Linked DNA regions of Homo sapiens: region 2 is linked to region 1. Evidence: chromatin loops called from intact Hi-C (ENCODE). Cell type or tissue: PC-9. All regions are shown on one strand.

Region 1 (4,000 bases):
AAGTAACTGCAACCTCTGCCTTCCAGGTTCAAGCGATTCTCGTGCCTCAGCCTCCCGAGTAGCTGGGATTACAGGCACATGCCATCATGCTCGGCTAATTATTGTATTTTTAGTACAGACGGGGTTTCACCATGTTGGACAGGCTGGTCTCGAACTCCTGACATCAAGTGATCCGCCCGCCTGGGCCTCCCAAAATCCTCGGATTACAGGCGTGAGCCACCATGCCCAGCCAGGCCGGCGTACTTTCTTATCAGGACAGTTGTGGCTATCAAGTCAGCACGTATTCTAATCATCTGCCAAAGCGAACATCCTAAAACAGGAACGAAATCATTCTCTTACTTAAACACCTCTGTTGGTGTCTCATCTACATTATTAAAAATCTAACTCCTTAGCCTGCCTTCAGTGCACTCTTGTTTGTCCCCAGATTCTCACTTATTTCTCATATACCTTAGGCTTCACTGAAACTGGATTCTGGTGCCTTACCTGGGACCGTGTTCACCCATTCCCTTCTTTTTCTGCTTGAAGAAAAGTGTTGCTCATCCTTGAAGGTAAACTTAAACTCCATGTCCTCCATAAAGCCACACAGTGTTAAGGGCCACTGGTTTTGGACTCAGGTTGACTTGGATTCTTATACTGTCTCTCTTTTGGGGGGATGTCATTTAATTCTTCTGAAACTCAGAGTTTTCATCTGTTAGAGAAAGACAAAAATACCTACCTTGGAGGATGATTGTGAGGCTCAGGGATGCGGGAATATAGTAGGAGCTGAATTAAAAGCAATTCTGATTATTTCCGTGGTCACTATTGCCGCCCCACCGCACTTGATTGCAGCCCCTGGTGCTACACCAGCTACATTTGCTTTATGTGACAGCAGGTTGTGGACAAGACTGCCTTGATCTCTAGACTGCAAGCTCGCTGTGGGCCGGGCTCACGATTCACCCCCGGATCTCCCAGCCCTGGCACCAAGCCGGCACTGGGGGCGCGCCATGCCTGCAGAATAAGTGGGGAAAGCGACAGGGATAAACGTAGAAAAACAAGCACAGACAGACGGAGAGAGGGCAGACTGGGAGGCAGGTTTTTCCCGGAGTCTCCACCGAAGGACAGAGAGGGCGGAGTCAGAATCGGGGGCGGGGGCCTGGCTCAGGAGGTGGGGCCTGGTTCGGAGGCGGGTCTCGGCGCGGACCCCTCCCTGGTCCGTCAGTGAACGTGCTCCGCGGGCTCAGTCCGCCCGCCGCTGCGTCCCGGAGTGCAAGTGAGCTTCTCGGCTGCCCCGCGGGCCGGGGTGCGGAGCCGACATGCGCCCGCTTCTCGGCCTCCTTCTGGTCTTCGCCGGCTGCACCTTCGCCTTGTACTTGCTGTCGACGCGACTGCCCCGCGGGCGGAGACTGGGCTCCACCGAGGAGGCTGGAGGCAGGTGCGTGGCGGGAATCCGGGTTCGGGTCAGAGGAAGGGAGCCGGGTCCGAGGACCGGGGCTGGGAATCGGAGATTCGGAGATTCGGGTTCCGGTATCGGAGGCGTTGGGAATTGAGGTTCACTTATCGGACTGGAATCCGGGTCTGGTATCCGGGCCCGCGTCCGCACGGTCTCGGACAGAAGGGTGGATGGGAGCCCGGCTCCGGGCCTGACTGGGACCTGTGTGGTGCTGGCTGCAGGGTGTGCAGGGCGTCACGCCGCGGTGCCTTTGGTTGGGTGGATTTGCCGAGGGAGACGCGGCGCTGAGCCTGCCCGCGCCGTTGCTTTCCCAGTCCCAGCCCTGGGCCCCATTTCCAGCCCACCTTCGCCCCCGTGCGGGCCCCCAGCCTCTTCAAGTCCACTTTCAACTGTCTCTCCTCCTCCCCACCCCACTTACGTCAGGTCTGCCCTTGAGACTTTAGACATTAGATCTTCAGGAGAAATATTGCATAGACAACTTTAAATTATTCACGAATTAATTATCGACTCTGCCCGTCTTCCTGGTTGTCTCTACTTTTACCTTTTTTTTTTTTTTTTCTGAGACGGAGTCTTGCTCTGTCACCCAGGCTGGAGTGCAGTGGCGCGATCTCGGCTCACTTTAACCTCCTCCTCCCGGGTTCAAGCGATTCACCTGCCTCAGTTTCCCAAGTAATTGGGACTACAGGCGCGCGCCACCACGGCCGGCTAATTTTTGTATTTTTAGTAGGGACGCGGGGGGGGGGTCTCATTATGTTGGCCAGGCTGGTCTCGAACTCCTGACCTCAGGTAATCCGCCTGCCTCAGCCTCCCAAAGTGTTGGGATTACAGGCGTGAGCCATCGCGCCTGGCCTCCTTTTCCCCTTCTAATGAACGACTGGTCGAGGCAGGAGGCAGAGCAATACTTACCTGGCCGGTTTTTGTGAGTGCTGCATACTCTTTATAAAGTGCATGGAAGTGTGCCTAGTACAGCATTGCGTGGTTAAGGGAATTACTGATATTTGACTATTAAGGCAGCTGTTTTCAGTTACTGTATTCTTTTGCTGTAGCTAAGAAGGCTCTGCTGTGGGTGTCGGACATACCGAGAGAAACTCTCGTGAGAAGTAGGAGGGTTTGCTCATGATTAATCAGTGATGGATTCAAGGACTGTTCAGATGGCAGAGGCAAGATAGCCTTGCTACTATAACCCTTGGGCAGGATTCAAAGTGCATTGAGGACCAGATTAAGAGCAGAGTTAAATAGTAGGCTCTTTGAAAGGGTTCGATTCAAGCCTGACATATTATCAAAAAAGTTACATTTATCCTATGGGATAGATATACTTTCCTGAAGAATCTCTAATTGGCTTTATAGTGAATGCTAAAAAGTCGTTTTACTTGGCACCTCAGGAACAGTTTGAAGTCTGAATTGTTCTTGGTTTGTGGGGGAGGCAGTGTCCTTGAAAGGAAGGCAATTTGAGACATTTAGAACTTGCCTGGAAATGAATCCATTTGCCTCTTAAGAACAGATTCTAAAATCCCAGAGCTAAAGGGGAACTTAATGACTGTTTAGCACCAACCTCTCACTTTTTAGATAAGGAAAGAGACTCAGGGACTAGTCCAAGGACGTAAAACAGAAAGTAGCAGGGTTGGGATGCTAACCCAGGTCTCTTGCTTCCAAACTAGGGCTCTCCTGTCTGTCTCCGCAACGTCGTATCAGGTCATCTGTCATTGGGAGTGTATGTGTTCCCAGCAGATCAGATGATGGGCATATTTATAAACCTACTCTGAAAAGAAGACACAGCGAGTGACTTTCATGGGCACTGGACTGATCTGAACTCATGTTTCCATCTGCTTTTCCAAATCCCCAGGTCGCTGTGGTTCCCCTCCGACCTGGCAGAGCTGCGGGAGCTCTCTGAGGTCCTTCGAGAGTACCGGAAGGAGCACCAGGCCTACGTGTTCCTGCTCTTCTGCGGCGCCTACCTCTACAAACAGGGCTTTGCCATCCCCGGCTCCAGCTTCCTGGTCAGTGTCCTGCCCTCCCTCCAACCCTGTTTCCTTATCTGTAAAATTTGGATACTCCCCTGTAACCTCATGGGATTGTTGTGTGGGGATGATTAAAAGTGACAGTGGGTGTATCGGGGCTGGCACACAGTGGCCCTCAGCACTTACGGAGGGATTGAGCACCGAAGTGGGAGACACTGACAGCTTCCTTTTGTACTGCTTCCCTCTCCCACCCCAGCCTGTTTCTCTCCTCTAGGCTGAGGCTGGACCTGCTCAAACAGTTTCCTTGTCGGAAACTAGAAGAAAAGCAAACATGTCCAAGAGAGGCAGGGGAGGTGTGTGGGGCTCGGGGTCAGGGGCTGACTCCTTGAGGCTGCCCTGTGTCTGTCTTCTGTCTTGAACTGATCCCTCTTCAGGGCAGAGAGCCAGCTGCTGCTTGGTGGGGGCTCCACATCCAGACCTGAGGGTGAACCCTGACTCTGCCTGCTGTGCTCTTGGGGAGGATACTTAATCTCTCACCTGTAGAATGGGGCAAGGATGGCATGACTCAGGGATGTAGTGAGGATTACACAGGACATGTAGTCAAGCACTTAAC
Region 2 (4,000 bases), 160 kb after region 1:
AAAAGAGATCAAGTTTCAGTGACTAGGTCCAGGTTAATAAGTATTAGAGTTATATAAGCCTCTTTCCTTTCACCTCCTACAACCCCCTATATGCCTTCTGTGGAATTTCTCATCTTCTAAACACCCATTTTATGTTAACACAGGCCCGAAATCAGTTTTCAAGTTCTGATGTGAAATTCTTTTCATTATCATCTGCGTTGGCATTCTGCCTCCACTTATTTGCCTAAGTGTTTCTCTTGCCCATTTTTCTTAGATGAGATGTGTCATAAAATACCGTAAAGCGTGTGTTTACTTTGTGTTGCCTTTATTGAAAATTAGAGAAAAGGCTGCTGTACTTTCCAGGTGTTCTGTGAGTGTCTGTGAAACATCCTGTGTAAGTTGCTTCTTCTAAGTTTGTATTGCAAGTGTATTTTGAAATGAATTTTACCAGGATTCATCACATCATTTTGCTATGGAAACCACTGCTACGCATCTCACAACATGGCATTAAAGACCGAGTCATTAGGCCGGCTGCGATGGCTTACACCTGTAATCCTAGCACTTTGGGAGGCTGAGGTGGGAGGATCACTTGAGCTCAGGAGTTCAAGACCAGCCTGGGCAACATAGTGAGAACTCATCTCTATTTTTATTTAAAATTTTTTTTAAAAAAGATTTAGTCTTTAAATTACAGAGTCATGCTCAAAGTAGTATATTTTATTGTTTCATTATAATCACGTTTGTTGTTCTGTGAGGAAGGCAGAATGAGATATTATTATCCCATTTTCCAGGTTGAGGAGCTGAGACACAGACAGATGATTAAATAAGATGGCACATGAGGAAGTATCTAGGACAGATCCTGGTGTACATGTACATAGATACAGACATAAACACACATATATTCATACTTTTTTTGTAATAAGGGGAGGGCAATAATTTTTTTCTTTAAAAGAGTATATTTTGCTATCAAAAGGCAAATTAGTGGCAGATCTAAAGTTAAAGCCTTTTAACTTCCAGTCATGTATAGTCTATCTAGTAAGCCCTATTCAGATGACATTGATGACATTTCCATATCTCATTATTAGCTTTCCACATTCAGGAGAAACTGATATCTATAACAGTAGTTCAATTTTAAAAATACAATCCAGAAATATTATTCCTTAAACTTTCTTTTCTTTTTTTTTTTTTTTTGAGACAGAGTCTCACTCTGTCACCCAGGCTGGAGTGCAATGGCGCCATCTCGGCTTACTGCAGCCTCCGCCTCCTATGTTCAAGTGGTTTTCCTGCCTCAGCCTCCTGAGTAGCTGCAACTATAGGCATGTGCCACCATGCCCAGCTAATTTTTGTATTTTTAGTAGAGATGGGGTTTCACCATGTTGGCCAGGCTGGTCTTGAACTCCAGACCTCAAGCTATCTGCCCACCTCAGCCTCCCAAAGTGCTGGGATTACAGGTGTGAGCCACCACACCCAGCCAATTTCTTTTCTTTTTATATTTATTCTGACATTACATTCCATTTTGACTTCTTTTTGAGATTTATTTTCCTGAACAGGATGGGCCTTGGGTCAAATTCTGGTTAAGGTGAAGTTTGGCCTCTACTCTCTCTTCTGGTTCCTCTCCTACTTCTTATGTGACAACTCATATTCCATAAAACTTCAGTTCATGGGCAGCAACAGCAGGTAGGGGAATCTGATTCATCAGTAAACTATGAGTCAGAGACCAGGCATGCTACAGAATCTAGAATGCATAAAGACTGTCAGTCTACAGCCCTTCAAGCCATTAGGAACTAGGACTATAGGAGCTGAGTACAGAGAAGCAAAGGGTTAATAACCTGGAGTTTGCTAGGCAGTGAGAGAGGAGGGCTGAGCAGGCCAAGCCAGTACAGTTGGCCCTCCTTATCCTCCTCACTATCTGTAAATTGAAAATATTTGGGGAAAAAATTGCATCTGTACTGAACATGTATAGGCTTTCTTATTTCATAAATAATAAAGTATAACAATGATTCACATAGCATTTACATTGCATTAGGTATTATAAATAATTAGAGATGATTTAAAGTATATGAGAGGATGTGCATAGGTTACATAGGTTTTATATAAGGAATCTGAACATCCTTGGATTTTGTTATCCCTAGGAGGTCGTGGAACCAATCCTCCACCGATACTGAGGGACAATATATATGGAACCTGCAGCAAGGAAAATGAAAAATGCTTTGCACCTTTAGTCACTCTTTGCCCCTCTTACTAGGGTGAATTCTGCTGTAATGTGACATTAGCCTAGAGTAACTGCAACAGTTGGCTGGCCAACCAGCAAATAGGGGATGGGGTGTAATCACAGCTCTTTGGGCAGAAGGGTTTTCTTTACTCGAGTTGTTGAAGGGAAGGGGATCCAATTACATTATTTTGTATCAAAGAGGGGGCTTATTATAGCTCTCAAAAATACTATATTTTGAGGAGAGAATCAAAGCAACACTTCTCCAAGTATGTTCCATGTTCCAGATGAATAAAGGATTCTGTGATCAAACACTTTAGAAAATGCTGCATGGTCCTCTTACTAGAAACATTAACATATTAAAGGTCCTAAGAAGTTCTTGCAATAAGTTCATTTAATTGTATTTAATGTACTATTATGGTTAGTGCTTTTAGTGTCCTTCTCAAGAAATCTTTGCATAACCCAAGATTGCTGTTTTTTTTTTTTTAAGGTTTCTGGTTCTATGTTTAGATCTATGATCCATGTCTATTTATCAGTACATCCATGTCTATTGCAGTTTTGTGTAGAGTGAGAGAGGCATGAAATTTTTTCCCCCTATAAGAAAATCCATTTGTTGGCTGGGCGAGGTGGCTCATGCCTGTAATCCCAGCACTTTGGGAGGCCGAGGCAGGCAGATCACTTGAGGTTAGGAATTCGAGACTAGCCTGGCCAACATGGTGAAACACCGTCTCTACTAAAAATACAAAAATTAGCCACGTGTGGTGGCACTCACCTGTAATCCCAGCTACTCGGGAGGCTGAGGCAGGAGAATTGCTTGAACCCAGGAGGCGGATTGCAGTGAGCCGAGATGGCACCACTGGACTCCAGCCTGGGTGACAGAGCGAGACTTCATCTCAAAGAAAAAAAGAAAAAAAAAAAAAGAAAATCCATTGTTTCAGCAACATGTTAAAGAAAACTACTCTTTTTTCATTGAACTGACTCACCACCTGATCAAAAATCAATTGACCTTATATGTGTGAATCTATTTCTGATTTCCCTATTCTGTTCCACCGACAAATCTGCCTGTCCTCAAGGCAATATCACACTGTCTTGATTATTGTTTCAGAGTTAAGTGTTCAAGTCACGTATTATAAGTCATTTACCTTTTTGTTACTTTTCAAGATTGTTTTAGCTATTGTATATCTTTTGTATTTTCACAAAAAATTTAGAAATAGCTTGTCAATTTCGTCAATATTGCCTGCTGAAATTTTGATTGGGAATGCATTAGATCTACAGACTGATTTAGGGAGAAATGGCACCTTAACAATTTATATCCATGATCATGGTATATATATATTGCACTTTCTATTTCTGAGTTGTTAAGTTTTTCTCAGCAATGTTTTACAGTCTTGAGTATAGAGGTGTTGTGCTCTTTTGAAAGATTTATTCCTGTGTGTTAGGTATTTTTTCTTATTTTCTTTCTTTCTTTTTGAGACAGGGTCTCACTCTGTCACCCAGACTGGAGTGCAGTGGCATGACCATAGCTCACTACAACCTCCACCTCCTGGGCTCAAGCGATCCTCTCACCTCACCCTCCTGAGTAGCTGAGACTACAGGTGCGTGCCTCTATGCTGGGCTAATTTTTGTATTTTTTGTAGACACAGCGTTTTGTCATGTTGCTTAGGATGGTCTTGAACTCCTGAGCTCAGGCAATCCATCTGCCTCAGCCTCCCAAAGTGCTAGGTTTATAGGCATGGGCCACCACACCCAGCCTCTTTTTCTTTCTATTTTTTTCATATTTTTAATTTTTTTAAATGGATATGAAGTCTTGCTATG

The links. Peaks named below come from ENCODE experiments on the same cell type or tissue, not always from the same donor. Only the 100,000 strongest peaks of a DNase experiment are listed, where the experiment ranks them.
Region 2: a loop joins it to region 1, with 2.8 times the contacts of the local background. A loop is called at or near these places in 1 of 110 quality-filtered maps.

Annotation. Positions count from the first base shown.
Region 1 is chr3:185,496,254-185,500,253 of GRCh38, reverse strand. TMEM41A (transmembrane protein 41A) reads left to right here and starts at 1,219. Exons shown (of 5, transcript NM_080652.4): 1 at 1,219-1,411; 2 at 3,273-3,426. The coding sequence starts at 1,293. TMEM41A-DT (TMEM41A divergent transcript) reads right to left here and starts at 1,105. Exons shown (of 3, transcript XR_924792.3): 1 at 484-1,105. RefSeq lists a silencer at 1,098-1,237. In PC-9, a CTCF peak has its summit at 1,799; DNase peaks (open chromatin) are centred at 1,203, 1,663 and 2,503; H3K4me3 peaks cover 2,749 bases; H3K27ac peaks cover 1,870 bases.
Region 2 is chr3:185,333,709-185,337,708 of GRCh38, reverse strand. It overlaps a transcript of MAP3K13 not described here. Among named protein-coding and RNA genes, the nearest start is that of MAP3K13, 27 kb to the left of the region's middle. In PC-9, no CTCF peak of the experiment used is centred here; DNase peaks (open chromatin) are centred at 328 and 1,668; H3K27ac peaks cover 3,013 bases.